2 separate regions of the Homo sapiens genome follow, and region 2 is linked to region 1. A link is a loop called in an ENCODE intact Hi-C map of the cell type or tissue named here. Cell type or tissue: HCT116. All regions are shown on one strand.

Region 1 (8,000 bases):
TACAGGGAGTTTGGGGGAAAAAATGTATGATAAATACATTAAAGGATCCAAAAAATTGTGGACAATATGTGAAAAGATGGGGAATTTGTCTAGGGAGAGGGAAACTATAAAAGAGAACAAAATAGAAATGCTAAAAACAAATAAAAGAACTACAATCTCAGAAATAGATAGTTCATTTGACAGGGTTACAAACTAGATATAGTACAAAAGAGGATTTGTCAACTAGAAAACAGGAAATTATCCAAATTAAAATAGGTAGAGAGAAGACTGCAGAGAAAAAAAGAAACAGAGCATCTGAGATCTCTGAAATAATATCAGATGGTCTAACATATATGAAGTCAAAGTCCCAGGAAAAAAGATAGAATGAAGCAAAGGGAATATTTGAAAAGATGACAGCCAAGAATTCTACATCAACTGAAAGATTCAGAAAATCTCAATAAACGACAAGCAGGGGCAAAACAAACCAAACCATCATCTTGGCAACCAGTCAAACTGCTGAAAATCAAAGGAAAGACATAGATCCACGACATTCATACATGACAAAGAATGGCTGACTTCGTTAGAAACAGTGGAGTCCAGAAAACAATTTAATGAGATGTTTAATTAGACAAAAGCATTATAAGTCATGCTGGCCTTGAATTCTTTATCCAGCAAAATATCCTTGCAAAAATGAGGGTGGGATACAGACTTTTCCAGATAAACAAAATCTGAATTTTTTGCCAACAGATTTGCACTATAAGAAATATTAAAAGAAGTATTTCAGGCTGCAGGAAATGATACCAGATGGAAACTTGGATCTTTACAGAAGAATAAAGAAGATCATAAAAGCTTTAAAATGTGTGTAAATACTTTTCAGAGTTTTTTTCCTTTATTCTTTCTCTCTCATTTCTTTCTTTTTCTTTCTTCCCCTCTAAATCTATCCATAGACACACACACACACACACACACACTTTTAACAACCTACAGACCATATAAAGCAAAAATTTTAAAAATGTATTATGGAATTAATACCATATGTAGAAGTAAAAAACATAGAAGAACAAAGTGTAGGAAGGGTAAATGGAATTTTACTGTATAAATTTCTTACATTATTCATGAAATAATATTACAGGCTGAGTACCACTTATTTGAAATGTCTAGGACCAGAAATGTTTTGGATTTCAGATTTTTTTGGATTTGGGAATATTTGCATATAAATAATAAGATATCTTGGGGATGGGACCCAAGTCTAAACACAAAAGTTCATTTACATTTCATATACACCTTATGTACATACCCTGAAGGTGATTTTTATGCAATATTTTTAATAACCTTGTGCAGGAAACAAACTTTTGACTCATTTTGACTGAGACCTGTCAAATGAGAGCAGGTGTGTAATTTTCTATTTGTGGCATCAAGTCAGCACTCAAAAAATGTTGGATTTTGAAGCATTTCAGATTTCAGATTTTTGGATCAGGGGTGCTCAACATGTAGTCCATAATTTCCAGAAGAGTTGGGGTTGAGCCATCCATAATTTTTAACGGGCAAAAATGGCACCATGGGAGTGGGAGACTGTGGTAAGTTAAAGATGAATAGTGTCATCACTACAACAATCATTTTAAAAATAGTACAAATAGGTATAACAAAAAGATCAATAGTAAAGGTACAATGGAATACTAAAAATGCTTCATTCACGCAAAACAAGGAAGAATGAATAAAGGAGAAAAAGATAAAAAGATACAAAAGACAGAATGGAAAATACAAAATAATAACATGATGTTAGACTTAAAAGCAATCATATCAGTAAGTATGCATATTAACTAAATGTTCTTTTTAAGAAGCAGAAATTATCAGACTGAATGAAAAGCAAGAAAAGCCTTTATGTTGCTTTCAGTAAACATAATTTTAATATAAAGACACAGATAGATTGAAAGTAAAATATGGAAAACAATATACTATACAAACATTAAGTATAAGAAAAATAGTGTAGCTATATTAAAGTAGACTTCAAGACACAGAATTCTAGTAGAGATATAAAAGGACATTTTATTATTATAAAAGTTTCAGTCCATTAAAGATATATAAACATCTTAAATGTGTATGCACCTTAAAACAGAGCTTCAAAATATCTGAAGCAAAAAGTGGCTGTGCTAAAAAGATAAATAGACAAATCCACAAAGATAAATGGAGACTTTAAATTCTCTTCTCTCAATAGTTGATAGAACAAGTTGAAGAAAAAAAAAGGAGAGAGCAGATAGAAGATCTGCACAACTCAATCAACCAGCTTCATGGAACTGACATTTATAAAACAGACCAAAAACTGTAAAATATACATTTTTTTGCAAGTGCACAGAAAATGTCCCAAAAAACCATATGCTAGGCCATTAGAAAGTCTCAATAAATTTCAAAAGACCAATAACATAAAGAGTATATTCTCTGGTGACAACGGCATTAAATTAGATACTAATCTCAATAGCACACCAAGAAAATCACCCCAATATTTGGAAATTAAACATACTGCTAAATAGTCCAAAGATCAAAGAATAAATTACAAAAGAAAGCACAGAATATTTTCAGTGGAATGTTAACAATTTCAAATTGTGTAGGCTATACCTAAAGCAGTGCTAACAGGGAAATGTATAGCTTCAGAAGCCTATCTCAGGAAACAGGAAACACATTAGAGCAATCATCTAAACCACGACCTTAAGAGGCTAAGAAATGAAGAGTAAATTAAACCCAGAGTAGGTACAAGAAATAAGACAATAAATAGATGACAAATAAATGCAACGGAAAGAGACAACCAATAAAGACAATCAGCAAAGTCAGAGGTTGTTTTTTGGAAAAAGTTAATAATGTTGATAATCTCCTCAGTTTGAATGATCAAGAAGTAAAGGAGAAAGTAAACCACAAATTGCCAGTATCAGAAGTACAATAAGGAAGATCTTCAGAGATCCTATAGACAAATATAATAAAAGGAGCAACTTTATGCCTCCAAATTTGACTTAGATAAAAGAGAAACATTTGTTGAAAGCTCAACCTAAAATGTACACAAGAAGAATTTTAAAATATAAACAGCCCCGTATCTATGAAACAAATTGATTTGTCATCAAAACTATGAATTTTGTTAAACACTAAGGAGGAAGGAGTGCCAAACTTAACACAAACACTTCCAGAAAATAAAGAAGAAGGAACAAATCCCACCTTGCTTGATAAAGCCAGCATGACCCTGATATCAAAATCATTTGGTATCAGTTTTTAACCAGGCGTATTTTTCCAACTGCTTTACCTAAACTAACCCTATCTAATCCTCACAATAGCCCTAAACTGTAAATATTCATTATTATCCCTATTTTACAAATGAGAAAACAGAGGCACAGAGAGGTTAGAAACTTGCCCAAGGCCACACAGTTATTAAGCAGTGGGACCACGAGACTAATACAAGCCAACTGTTTCTCAAGTCTACTTCCTAAGCACCACACTATACTTCCTCCTTAATACTAAATTAGATCAAAACAGTGAGCGTGTGCAGCACAACGCTTGGGACAGCATGAACTTATTAAATAAACTGAACGTCCAGTGGGAAGCTAGAAATACAAAACTGAAGCTCAAACTGGACCAACACATCGCAGCCGAGGACCTGTAAGCATTCCACTTCAGTTCTTGAATATGAATTCATTTGACCCAGCGCATAGCTGTGTGCACACCCATGCACACTCATGTGTGCAAGAGTCCCAGTGAGGCAGTTTACAATTTGAAAGTGCAAGCCTACCACACTGGATAAGGAAACGGAAGACAACTGTCCTTATCTCTCTCTCCAGCCCTCCCTGATCCCTGCAGTCCTTGCCAATGCACTAAGAGACTTGTCACACGATAATGAAAAACTGAAATGTGATGGATTCAATTACAATTTATATTTTCACTTAACAATCAATTACCTTCCCCTTGTTGGTGGAACATCATTAAGCGATGATACCAGCTCTGGAGAGAAATCCTCTTGGGGAGGGGAGCAGCTAGCCCAGAGAGAGTTGAACAGGGTTTTGAGTCTCCCAGGAATCTGGGCAGAGGGAAGAGAGGCACGGAGCAGGAATAGTGGAAGGATTGACTTCCTGGGGCTGCCCAGGGGTGAGAAAAGAGGTGTTCTCTGCCTGTCTGTGCCAAGAAAGAAGGGGTTAGGGAATCCCCACCTTTCTCTGGACCCTCTTCGTCTACCTGTGGGGGCGTCCCTGGGATCTAAAATAAACAAGAAAGTTGAAGCTCCCCCTTGGATGTCACCCAGAGAAGCTGATCCTGAAGTTAAATATTTGCAAAGCGGGGGTGAGCAAGATAGACTTGCTGAGGACCCAGCAAGGGTGCACTAGGGCACAGGCAGCCTCCACTAAGATCCTTCAAGAGGTTGGGGGAGGCTCCATGTTTGCTTGCTCCCCAGGTGGGCTTTGTAGAACTTAAGAGGCTCTCTGGGGCTCGGCCTCTTGGAAACAGCAGCGATAAGCCCTGCACAGATGGAGCAGCCTCCAGACAGCAGCCGCCTGGGAGGATGAAAATTGAAATCCCAGCTTTCCTTCAGAAAGATGGAAAGAAGGGAGGGAATCCCAATGCAGAGTTCTCCATCTCTCTCACTTTCTCTCTCTCTCTCTTCTCCACAAGGGGGCGCACAGCCTGAAGCAGCTTCCCTTCTAACAACCCCCCAATTTTGCATTTTCAAGCATGCAAATCTGACTACGTCATTTATGCTTAAAACCTCTCATTGCTATAAAATAAAGCCTAAATTATTTAGCATGGCATTTGAAGGGGATCAGAATATGCCACCCTGAAATATGTCCCTTTGGCATGTGGATTATTTTGAGCTGAAGGCAATTGAGAATCAACAGATGGAGGAAGAGTTCTCTGACCCCCGAATCTGTCTAAAAGCAGGGACAAATTTCCCTTTGTGAAGGTGACTCTCACCCTGCACTAGGAAGGGAGGGCAGAGTGACTCTTATCACCAGAGATGGGAGTCAATACCAAGATGAGTTGGCATAACAGACCTTACTAAAATAACCATTGTCTTCCACTAGTTCCCCAATATATTTCCTAGTCACTTCCCCATAATTTATCATCCCTTCAAAGCCCGAATTCTCTTTCCTTTGTTAAAATGGTATATAAACCCCTAAGTCTAACTGCCTCTTTGAGTTTCGCTGATTTTTTTCTGTGGACTCATGTTCACATAAATATTAATAAAAATTTTGTGCCTTTTCTCCTGTTATCTGTCTTTTGTCAGGCATGTAGGTTCAGTAACTGAACCTAAGAGGGTAGAAGAAAAGTTTTTCCTCCCTGACACATTCAAAGTCTTCTCAATCTTGCTTCTGTCTCACACACCTTCCAGGCCTCCTAAACTTGACCCCATTCTTTAACCACTAAGTGCCTCCTGGAATTTACAAACATTTTTTGCATTTTCACATCTTCTCCACTTGACCGCACTCTATTAAGCTTTTGAAGTTCCTTTGAATATTTCCCTCTCCTGAAGCCTTCCTTCAATGTCCCCAGGAGATTGATGCCTGCTTTACCTTGTTCTGAAGGCACTTTTATAATCCCACACCATTATAATAATTATGGCATAATGAATGTTCGTTCCTTTATTTATATCCTCTCTTCACAATGTTCACATTCTTTGTTTCATTAATTCCAAGTTGAAAAGCACACAGTAAAGAGAGAAAGCCTGAGAGCAGTAAGTTCTACTTCTATCCAGCTGTTTGCTCAGACAAATTGCTTAACAATTCAGCACCTCAGTTTCATCATCTGTAAAATGGGATTGCTATAACCTATCTCTTCAGTTGTAGCTACATGAAATGAGTTGCTGCATGAAAACCCCTTGGCTCAAATCCTGACTCACAGTAAGTGTTCAATAAATGCTGGTTATTAGCTATTTGATTTTTTGTTTACTTGGAATTTCATGAGCGTGTCCATTAAATCTTAATGATCTTTGTACCCAACGTCAAAAAGGCTATCACAGAGCTTGGTGTTTCATAAGCTCTCGAAAGAAAAACAAGATGTGTACCGAATGAATGAGCAGTCACTATGTACAGATATTGTGAAAACAGTCACTGCTGGTATTCAGAACTGCAAATACATAGTTTTGTGTAATATTTCAACTGCTGATCCTGTCAAATGTGCTTACGTGGAAGTATTGTGAAACATTTTAAGGGCTGATACTGTCAAATGCATTGAGGAACCACTGTGAATGTTGACATTGTCAAATGGGGTGTCAAACATGGTTATATGAAAACAATGTAACAGCAGCGTATGTGACATATAGATTTATATTAAAGATATTGTACCAAAGAGCAAGGTTAAAGCATAGCACAGTCCCAGTAAAATTCAAAGTCCTACCTTTCAGCTCATTGTGTTAAAACTACAATGGATCCAGAAATTAGGCACATATTAATTATTTTCAAAACATTATGTTGTTCTTGTGGTTGGGGGGGGAGGCACGTAAAATTTAGAATTAAGGGCTCCTAACTTAAGATTGCCCTAGGAGGAGTGGCAAAGGTGTCCCTCTTGCCCCACAGTGAGGCTTCTGCACACCTTTTAGTCTAACTTCATGGAGCTGGGGACTGCTGTGTGAGCAATGAGGTAGGGTGGTCTAGGTGTTCAGATGGCAATCTGGGTCTCTGGTCATAAAGGCTGGAGTCTGCCATTACTCAGGCAAGCCCCAGTAAGGGTCAGCAATGAGATGCTCTCTGTCCCTTTGCATAGGGGTTCTGATCTGGCAGTGACAGTGGGGATCCTCTAGGATGGCCTGGATGACATAACCCAACCCATGCCTCACCCAGAGCTCCACTGTGATGACATCCTAATTTCCAAGACCCTGGAATTGGCTTTCACACGTTATATTATTTTCTCTTTCTCAAAGGTAGCCATTGTTTTCCAGCTCAAAATCAAAATAAACACAAAAGACAAAAAAAAATCCTTTCCTTTACATTGCATTAACTTGTCTATTGTATCCAGGAGAGAAAAATTATGGTTCTTTTTTACATCTACTGGTCACATCATATCTGAAATCAAGTGTTCAGGTTAGGAAAGGGAATCATAGAATTACCTAAAATTTTTGGCATCAAGAATCACAAAATGTTTTTCTCCTCTGTTTATATCCTCTGTTTACAATGTTCACATTCTCTGTTTCATTAATTCCAAGCCTGGGAATTAACCCGTAGAAAATTATCCCTGATGTGGCAAAGATTCCAGAGATTTTCATCAGAGCATCATTTAAAATAGGAAAAACGTTATATAAGCTGGACATAATAAATATGTAATAATGATAGATTAGGTAAATTGAGAACAAATGGTGTAATGTGATATGGTGTGCGTCTATTGAAATGGAGTTTGAAAAAAGGTCTTGATATCAGAAAATATTTATAACATCAGAGAAAAACAGCAACACAAATTTTACACAAAATGAGTATGTTCGTGTATTTGTATCAGTGATATAAAACAATACAATGGTCCTACCTGGGTACTGTCATTATGTAAGATTTTTTAGGGTCTCTTCCATGTGTTTTCTATATTTTCTAAGTTTTCTACAACATTTCTTCTTGATGCTAATATGCATCCTTGCAGACTATTTGTGCATTTAATGCAGTGTTTCTTTTTTTTCTCCCTCTCACCCCAATTACTGTTAAATTGATGGTGTGTCTTAAGTCAATTGTATTTGTTTGCTAGGGCAACTGACATAATGAAGTACAACAAACTGGGTGGCTTAGACAACAGAAGTTAGAAGCCGGAGGTTGAAGATCAAGATGTGGGCAGGGCTGTTTTCTCCTGAGGCCTCTCTCCTTGCTTGTCCTCACAAGTCCTTTCCTCTGTGCATGCACATCCCTGGGGTCCCCTCGTCTTATAAAGACACCAGTCCTATTGGATCAGGGCCCCACCCTGATGACCTTGCCTCACCTTAATTACCTCTTTAAAGTCCTGTCTCCAAATACTGTCATGTTAGGGGTTAGGGTTTCAATGTATGAATTGGGGGGAAACACAATTCTGTCCGTAAT
Region 2 (8,000 bases), 260 kb after region 1:
AGAGGGAGCCACCTCCACAGAACCCCCAGCATGCTCCCCATAGCAGCTGAGTGCTTGTAGAGCTGTGCCAGGAACCCAGGAAGATGCAGGTGGAAACATTTGTTCTAGAATCTTCGGAGCAGTGATTTGGGCTATGCTCAGGAGTGTTCATTCTCTTTTCCGTGGATCTTCACAAAATATCCGAGAACTAAATCTGAAACGTCTCTAGTAAGGCCACGTGATGCGTGCGTCTAGCACCCACGAGTGAGGAGCCGGAAACATTCTCCCGCGCCAGCTCTGCGGGGTTCTGGCTACTTGTGCTTGGGTGTAAATGCTCGCATTGCGTTTTCTGTTCCTGCCACATTGCACGCTTCAGCCTGAATGCAGCGTTATCGCTGCTGTGGGAATTTTTGACAACTTATTTATGAGTATTAAGATCCTGGAGTCTTCCCCCACCAAAAAAAGGGGGTAGCTATGCCTGCACTTGGAGATGTTTCCAGGATGGCAGCCCTTGTGGGGTCCAGTCACCCAGGGCTGGCAATAGATGCTGTCTCCCTTGTGCACCCAGGCTGGTTTGAAGTGTGCTGACGGGGACTTGCGGAGACAGCCAGGCAGAGGGAGAAAAAAGGTGGTAGGGTTGCTCCAGGTCACACAGGCCACCGCAGAAGCAGGCCTGGCTACATGGAAGGGAGCAGGGTGGCGGCATCTCAGGTGTCAGGGCCGGAGCAGCAGAGGTCGAGGCCTTCCGAGGCCCCTCCCCAGGCATCTGCTGAGACCCTCCCTTGTGCCAGGCCCTGTGCCTTCCCGACGCCGGGGACTGGAGCTAGAGGCATCTGGTGACAGGAACAGGAGGAGGTTAAAGCAATCCGTGCCCTGAGTGAGCGCAGGGTGCAGAGTAACCCTCACATGCACAGTGACTGGTGTAGGATGATGTTTGACCAATGCTGAACTCATATGGGCTCTGAGCCCAGAGGGGCCAGGTCTTTGGAGTCTGGAATGACTAAGGCAGGCCTTTCCTGTGAGAAGTGGTGGCTTTGAGCTGTGGGGACCTAGAGAAGAGACAGCCAGAGGTTCTTAATTCTTTCCTTCATCTTCCTCTCCTTTGATTCTGATCCATTAAGTGGTTTTGGCATGGTTCTGGGGCCCTTCCCCTCCAGGACCCCTGCGGTGTGAGTGCTACTCCTTTGGCCCCATGGATCACCCCTCAACCCGTCACCTTGTGTTCCCCGAGGTGGGGGTGCCTCTGGAATTCCCTGTTCTGCTTTTAGGAGTGTCACAAGGATTGTAACAGCGTCCCACTGGTGCTGGATGGCCAACAATAAATTCCCAGGCTCTGAAGCACCAGGAACAAGGTCCCTGCAGTCAGATGAAAGGTCCCCTCCTTGCCTGGCAAGACCTATTATCTGGGACTCTAAAGAAAACGTAAGGCCGGGCGCGGTGGCTCACACCTGTAATCCCAGCACTTTGGGAAGCCAAGGCAGGCAGATCACGAGGTCAGGAGATCGAGACCATCCTGGCTAACACAGTGAAACCCTGTCTCTACTAAAAATACAAAAAATTAGCCAGGCGTGGTGGCGGGCACCTGTAATCCCAGCTACTCGGGAGGTTGAGGCAGGAGAATGGCATGAACCAGGGAGGCGGAGCTTGCAGTGAACTGAGATCACGCCACTGCACTCCAGCCTGGGCGACAGAGCGAGACTCTGTCTCAAAAAATAAAAATTAAAAAAAAATAAAACGTAAGGATGCCTGCTCCTGGGGAAAAGCGTGAGGGTCAGCATGTCAGTAACAGTGCTATAGGCGTCAGTGCACGTCTGCAGGTGGCCGGCGTTGCCCCAGAGAGGGCCCGTTTGAGTCACTTACTCAGCAGACACCAGGGACCTACTGGAAGCTCATTTATTCAGCTTGCCCACTTGCTCATTAATTTAACACATTTGTATTGAATGTCTGCTTTCTGCAAGGCACTGGTGCTCCCACTGGAGCTGGGCTGGCAGACTGTTTCTATAAAGTAAGTATTTTAGGCTTTGAGGGCCATTTTGTCTGTTGCAACTACTCAACTCTTGTAGAACAAAAGCAGCCATAGACAATACATAAACACATGGGTGTAGCCTTGTTCCAGAAAGACTCTATTGACAAAACCAGCTGCATTTGGCCACAGGCTATCGCGTGCTGGCCCCTGGACTATGTACAGAGGTAATCCTCTATCTACATAGAGCTTATGCTCTAGGCAAGGAAGACAAGAAATTAATCATATAATCACAAACATAAATTATAATTATGAACACGTGTTCTCATAGCTCTACAGCCAGGATGGTATGTGGCAACCTCACGTCAAGAACTGCTTCCCTCAAGAGTTGCTGCTTTTGTTGGCATCAGAATCAGCATGAACCAGGTGAAGAGAGAGAGGAACCAGCATGTGGAAACACCCTGCAGTACAAGTGCAGCATCCCAGGAATGGAAAGAAGGCCAGTGGTCATAGCGGAGAGGAGAACGGGGACAGGGGTGAGATGAGGCAGGAGAGGACATGCAGCTGGTGCATGCATGGTCTTGGAGCCATGCTGTGCCTCCAGTCTTTATCTGAGTCTAATGGTGAAGGCTAACGCAGAGGAGAAACAGGATCGGATTTGCACTTTGCTGCAACATGAAAGCAGATTGGGGAAGAGCAAGCAAGGATTCAGGAGAACCAAGTGAAAAGACTATTGCAAGAGAGGACAGTGGCAGTGGGGAGGTGAAGAGAAGTAGCTGGAGGTAAGAGGTATGTCGAGGGGTCATAATGGGCTGGGTATGGAGGGAGAAAGCCTCCACAGGATGGCTCCTAGGTATCAGGGTTGTGCCTGATTAGATGGTTACATCTAGATATAAGATGGTTGGTGTGCTCTATTCTGAGACAGGAAGCACTGGAGAAGCCCAGAGTTCTTTGCTTTGATTTGTTTGGGTGAGAGGAAGAGGCATGATCAGTCTGAGTTGCCTTTGAAACATCACATTAAAGGTGTCAGATAAGTAGGTGAGATGTACAGATCCGGAGCTCAGAGGAGAGGTGGGACTGGAGAGAATATGTTTTGGAGAGTCATCAGCATATGGAGAGTGATTGAAGCCTTGAGCATGGATTAGATCATCCAGGGGAAGAAGAGAATGGAGTAAAAAAAGAGAAGAGGGCCTGGCAAAACATCTTCTAGGAGCTCTGATGTCTAATAGCCAGGGAGGCAGGGGTGATTCGGCAAAATGGGGAAATGACGACCAATGAAGCAGGATTAAAAACAGGAGATTGTTGTGTTGTGGAAGCAAAGGGAAGCAAGGGCTTCAAGCAAGACTTGCATTCAGCCTGTATGCGCAGGCACAGTGAGACTGGCCACGGATGCCCAGTGACCATTCTGACTTGTCGGTGCATGCACTGTGATAGTGGTTAGTGCCCATGCCACATCAGTTGTTAAACTTGATTTTCATCCCTGCTTTCAAGGAGTGGCCACCAGTGTTGAAAGCTTCTGGGATAGCACACAAGATAAAGAGTGGAAACCGTCCATTGGATTTAGCACCATGGAGGACACTGGTGACCTTAACAAGAGAACTTTGGATAGAGTGATGGGCTAAGGGGTGAATGGGAGGTGAGGAAGTTGACAGGAGGCCTAGGCAGCCTTTCCAGAAGTTTCACCATGAAGCAGAGGAGCTAAGCAGGACAGGTAGAGGAGAAGCTGGAAGGGTATCCTGGAGTCAAAATTTTACTTTCAAATGTTGAAATGATGAGAAGTATTTGTTCAACATACCTACTGTGTATTTATTCAGTTAGCAAACTGTGTATCTCATTCATTTATTCATTACTTGATCCAACATGCCTATCTCAACCTTGAGTAGGATATTTATTATGAGCACTAAATTTATTTTATTTCATTTCCTTCTTTCCTTGTCAACAGCCATTTATTGAGCATGTATTATTTGCCAAGTACTGGACCAGGTCCCAGTGATAGAGACATGAATAAGTTATAGCCTGTGTGTTCACGGGGCTTATAGTTTTTTCTAGTGCAGTGGTTCTCAACCAGGGATGATTTTGTTCCTTTCCCCATCCTAGGAGACATTGGGCACTTATCTGGGAACTTATCTGGAGATATTTTTGTCATGATGTAGGGGGGAAGGGATGCTACTGGCCTCTAGTGGGTGGAGGCTAGAAATGCTGCTAAGCATCTTAAAATGCACAGAACAAGCCCATTACAAAGAATTATCTTGCCCCAAACAAGAATGGGGTGAAAATGGCTAGATTAATATGTGCATGTGGTAACTACAGGAGCTCAGAGGATGAGCACTTGGACACACAGTGGAGCTGGCCAAGCAGAAGATGAGGGACAGACAAGACAGGTGGAGGCCACAGGTGTGGAAAGGCATGGAGCCGTGAAGGGAGCATCGTGCAAACTCAGGAGCTTCCCGTGAAGGGAGCATCGTGCAAACTCAGGAGCTTCCCGTGAAGGGAGCATCGTGCAAACTCAGGAGCTTCCCGTGAAGGGAGCATCGTGCAAGCTCAGGAGCTTCCCGTGAAGGGAGCATCGTGCAAACTCAGGAGCTTCCCGTGAAGGGAGCATCGTGCAAGCTCAGGAGCTTCCAGCAGTTCCGGGCAGAGGCACCGTGACTGATAAGGGCGGAAGTTTGCAGAGTAGCTGTGGCCATAGATATCATACCAAGTATCTTGGATTTTGTGTCTGCGCTGAGAGGCCACTAAAGGATTTCAAATGAGAGGAAACCAGATTGGTGTCTTAGAAAGATCGTCCCGGTGGCTGACAAAATCAAACAATAATCACCAACATCTGTTAAGAATCAAATCTGTGTCCAGCACTTTTTTGAGTACTTTATTGTATTATCCTGTTTAGTCTCCCAGCAACCCAATGGAGGAAACACTCTTGTTATCCCCATCTCACAGCTGAAGAGACTGAGGCAGAGGGGTCGGGTAGCTTGCTTGACATTACGTGAGTAGTAACTGCAGGGCCAGGATGTGGCTCCCAGACTGGGCGTATAAACAAACATGAGATGCCCTGTGGTTCTTTCTGTCTCCTACTTTGGGTCTGAGCTCTGGGACTAGATTTGAGCAGCCACAGGATCTCAATTCATAATTCATGTTTCAACACTTTTGCAGCTGCTCTAAAAATTCTATGCCTCTAGCCTTAAAGAGTACGGCTTTGAGGTAACCACTTCTTGTTGATTAGGAGTTCTCGCGTAGCTGTTAATTTTTCTAGGTGCTCTGGCTGAAATGCCCTATCGACAGAGAAACACTTGAGTGAATTGTGCTGATGGGAAGTCAAATTCACTTTTTGCTGCCTAAGCCTTTTAAATGGACCCGGTATCCATACGTGACCCCTCTACCTTGTATGACTCGCTCTGCCTTCTCTATCAGCTACTTCACCCCACTATCCAGTGTACCCCTTCTTTATCTTTGCTGGGGGGGCAGGGGGGCGGGAAATAGATGACTTTGCCTAATAAAATTTAAAGTAGATCTCAGTGCACAAAGCTGCATCGTTAGCCAGCGATGATCCTGCTTTTCAGGGTTTTTAATTGCGGTGGTTCCCTGCTCTGCATTAGGAGCCCTAATGAGAAGTGACACCCGCTTCTGACCCAGGACTGATGGCCCCTAGGGAGAGGGAAACTGAGGTTCCCAGGTATTAGTTTGGTGCAAAAGTAATTGCGGTTTTTGCCATTTTTTTTTTTTTAATGACAAAAATGCAATTACTTTTCCACCAACCTAATAGAAGGGGCTGCACCTGTGTTCCTTCCACCCATGAGAAGAGATTTTTGTCTGAATCTCAGCTGCTGAGGGAGGCAGGTGACTGACAGGTGGGACTCAAGGATGACTCCCACCTGGCAAATTTCAGCAGCACTCCTCCCATTTGGAAAGAAGAGCCCAGACACATTTTTATATGTATGTAGGCTTTTAAATACATGTGTCTCTCTCTTTTTGAAAACATTGGCAGAGTTCTGGCAAAGCATAGGAAATGCTACCTGGTCTGTGATCTGGAGGGAGCTCCCTCCTGAGAGGAAACAGGCTCTGTCTATGCTACACTGGATGGCTGGCCTAGCCTGCTGCCGGTGGGTTCTTTGAGGCTGGTCTATCACCTGTGAGTTCACAGCCCCAAATGATCCCCAACTGACAGAAAGAGCCCCAGGCTGTGGCCTCTGTCACTAGGGAGTCTGGAGGGGCAGCCAGCTCTGATTTCTAGGCTTCTTCCTATAATGATTCCGTGGTAGGACAGAGAATTCTCTGGGCTTCCGTTTTCTCATCTGCAAAATATAGGGGTTGTTGGACTGAAGACCTTCTAGTGTCCCTAGCGGCTTTGACTGGTGGATTAAATCAGACCTTTGACAGGATAAGGACTGCCCATCAGTGCTAAGAAATTAATCTTATGCCCAAACATAAGGCAGTTCCCCACTTTCCCAAAGAAAAGCTTTCCAAAAACTTTTTAGCCAACCTGAATATATTAAATTTTTTTGAATATAGATGCAACAAAAAAGTATACTTACAATGTTTAATTATTTTAGTTTCAAATGTTAAAAATTACAAACTATATAAAATGCTAACCGGGCATGGTGGCTCACACCTGTAATCCCAGCATTTTGGGAGGCCAAGGTGGGAGGATTGCTTGAGCCCGGGAGTTCGAGGGCAGCCTGGGCAACATAGCAAGACCCCATCTTTAATTAAAAAATAAATAAAAATAAAATGTTAATTTAGAAATATTTCCACTTATATTTCATGAGTAATTATTCAAACTTGTTCTGGGCAGCTTTGCCTCCCATGTTTTTTTTTCAGTGTAGTTTTTTTTTTTTTAATCACTAGAGTGACTTTTTGAGTCCTCTGACAATTTTTTGGAACGTCATGGCACTTTTTGAATGTGAGGATTAGACCTTCCCTGGGAATTCTATCCCAAGTTGAAGCAGGTGTTTTTGGCTTTTTTTTTTTTCATTTGGTTTATAGGTAAATATTCACAGTCTCTTTGCAATAATTTGTTATGATTCTTGTTAAAGTGACCTTCAAAAGTCTGTTTATAATAACATACAGACACTAAAATTTATACTACATCATATTTGTGTTAATTAGAGTCTTCTTACTGATACAGAATCTATCAGTGGATATATTCGATATCTTGAATAGAAGGCAACACCTTGTTGAGGGCTAATGAGGGAGGAGGGAAAAGATGGCATAGACAAAAAATTTTACTGTACAAAATTCTCATTTAAAACCCCTCAGCTTGTTATATTGCACGTATAAGCATTTCTGTAGTGGCTGTTTGGTAGCCTATGTCTGTGAATGTAGGCAGAGGTCTCTTGATGGAGCCCAAAGACAGAACACCGGGTCTTCTGCTGAGTCTTTTGGGCCCCGCAAGAACTCTGACCAACATCCTTCACCACTTTCCAAACACAAGGAGCCGTAAGCCCCTTCTGACCACCTTTCTGCCAATCTGCTGTTGGGCTTTTGTGTAGTTTAATGAGCATAGAGTCATTTGGAAATATGCACTGCGCTTCACAAAAAGAAAGAGTAATATAATCAGAAATGATTATATTTCAGCACTTCAGCACTATTGCTACTATTAATGTCCATTATCACTGTATTACCTGAAATGTGTTTAACAATCACAGTCACTAATCAAGGTGCCTGTCCTGGAAAATGTGTATTCTCTCCATCTGGATCACACTATGTATTGTGCTGTTACTGTTTTAAATTTTTTTCAGATAATTGGAACCTGCTACTTCATACTTTGAAAAGTAATGTAGCGGGTGAAGCCCTGAGAGGTTCAAAGCCTATGCTTCCATCAGGGAAATAATGCAATTTCCATGCAAAATGATTATAATATTATTCAGTGATTACATGGGGGTGGAGGGTAGTCTGTTTTTGTTAGACTTTTGAAAGTGGCAAATTGAATTCCATCCAAGTAATCAGAGGTTATGAGTTTCCAGCACAGTGTGTTTGCACTTGTTGGAGGCTCATTTCCCCAGGGTCTCTGCAAGCCCGGAGCCCCCGGAGCCCCCAGAGCCCTTGCTGACCACTTGGGACA

The links. Peaks named below come from ENCODE experiments on the same cell type or tissue, not always from the same donor. Only the 100,000 strongest peaks of a DNase experiment are listed, where the experiment ranks them.
Region 2: a loop joins it to region 1, with 4 times the contacts of the local background. A loop is called at or near these places in 9 of 110 quality-filtered maps.

What each region holds. Positions count from the first base shown.
Region 1 is chr2:23,194,895-23,202,894 of GRCh38, forward strand. LOC107985792 (a long non-coding RNA gene) reads right to left here and starts at 4,035. Exons shown (of 9, transcript NR_171639.1): 1 at 3,915-4,035. In HCT116, CTCF peaks have their summits at 4,623 (motif pointing right) and 4,826; a DNase peak (open chromatin) is centred at 4,647; H3K27me3 peaks cover 2,278 bases.
Region 2 is chr2:23,456,327-23,464,326 of GRCh38, forward strand. The region is part of intron 1 of KLHL29 (kelch like family member 29); the gene reads left to right. The region is part of intron 1 of LOC124907741 (a long non-coding RNA gene); the gene reads right to left. Among named protein-coding and RNA genes, the nearest start is that of LINC02923, 73 kb to the left of the region's middle. In HCT116, a CTCF peak has its summit at 4,109 (motif pointing left); a DNase peak (open chromatin) is centred at 4,095.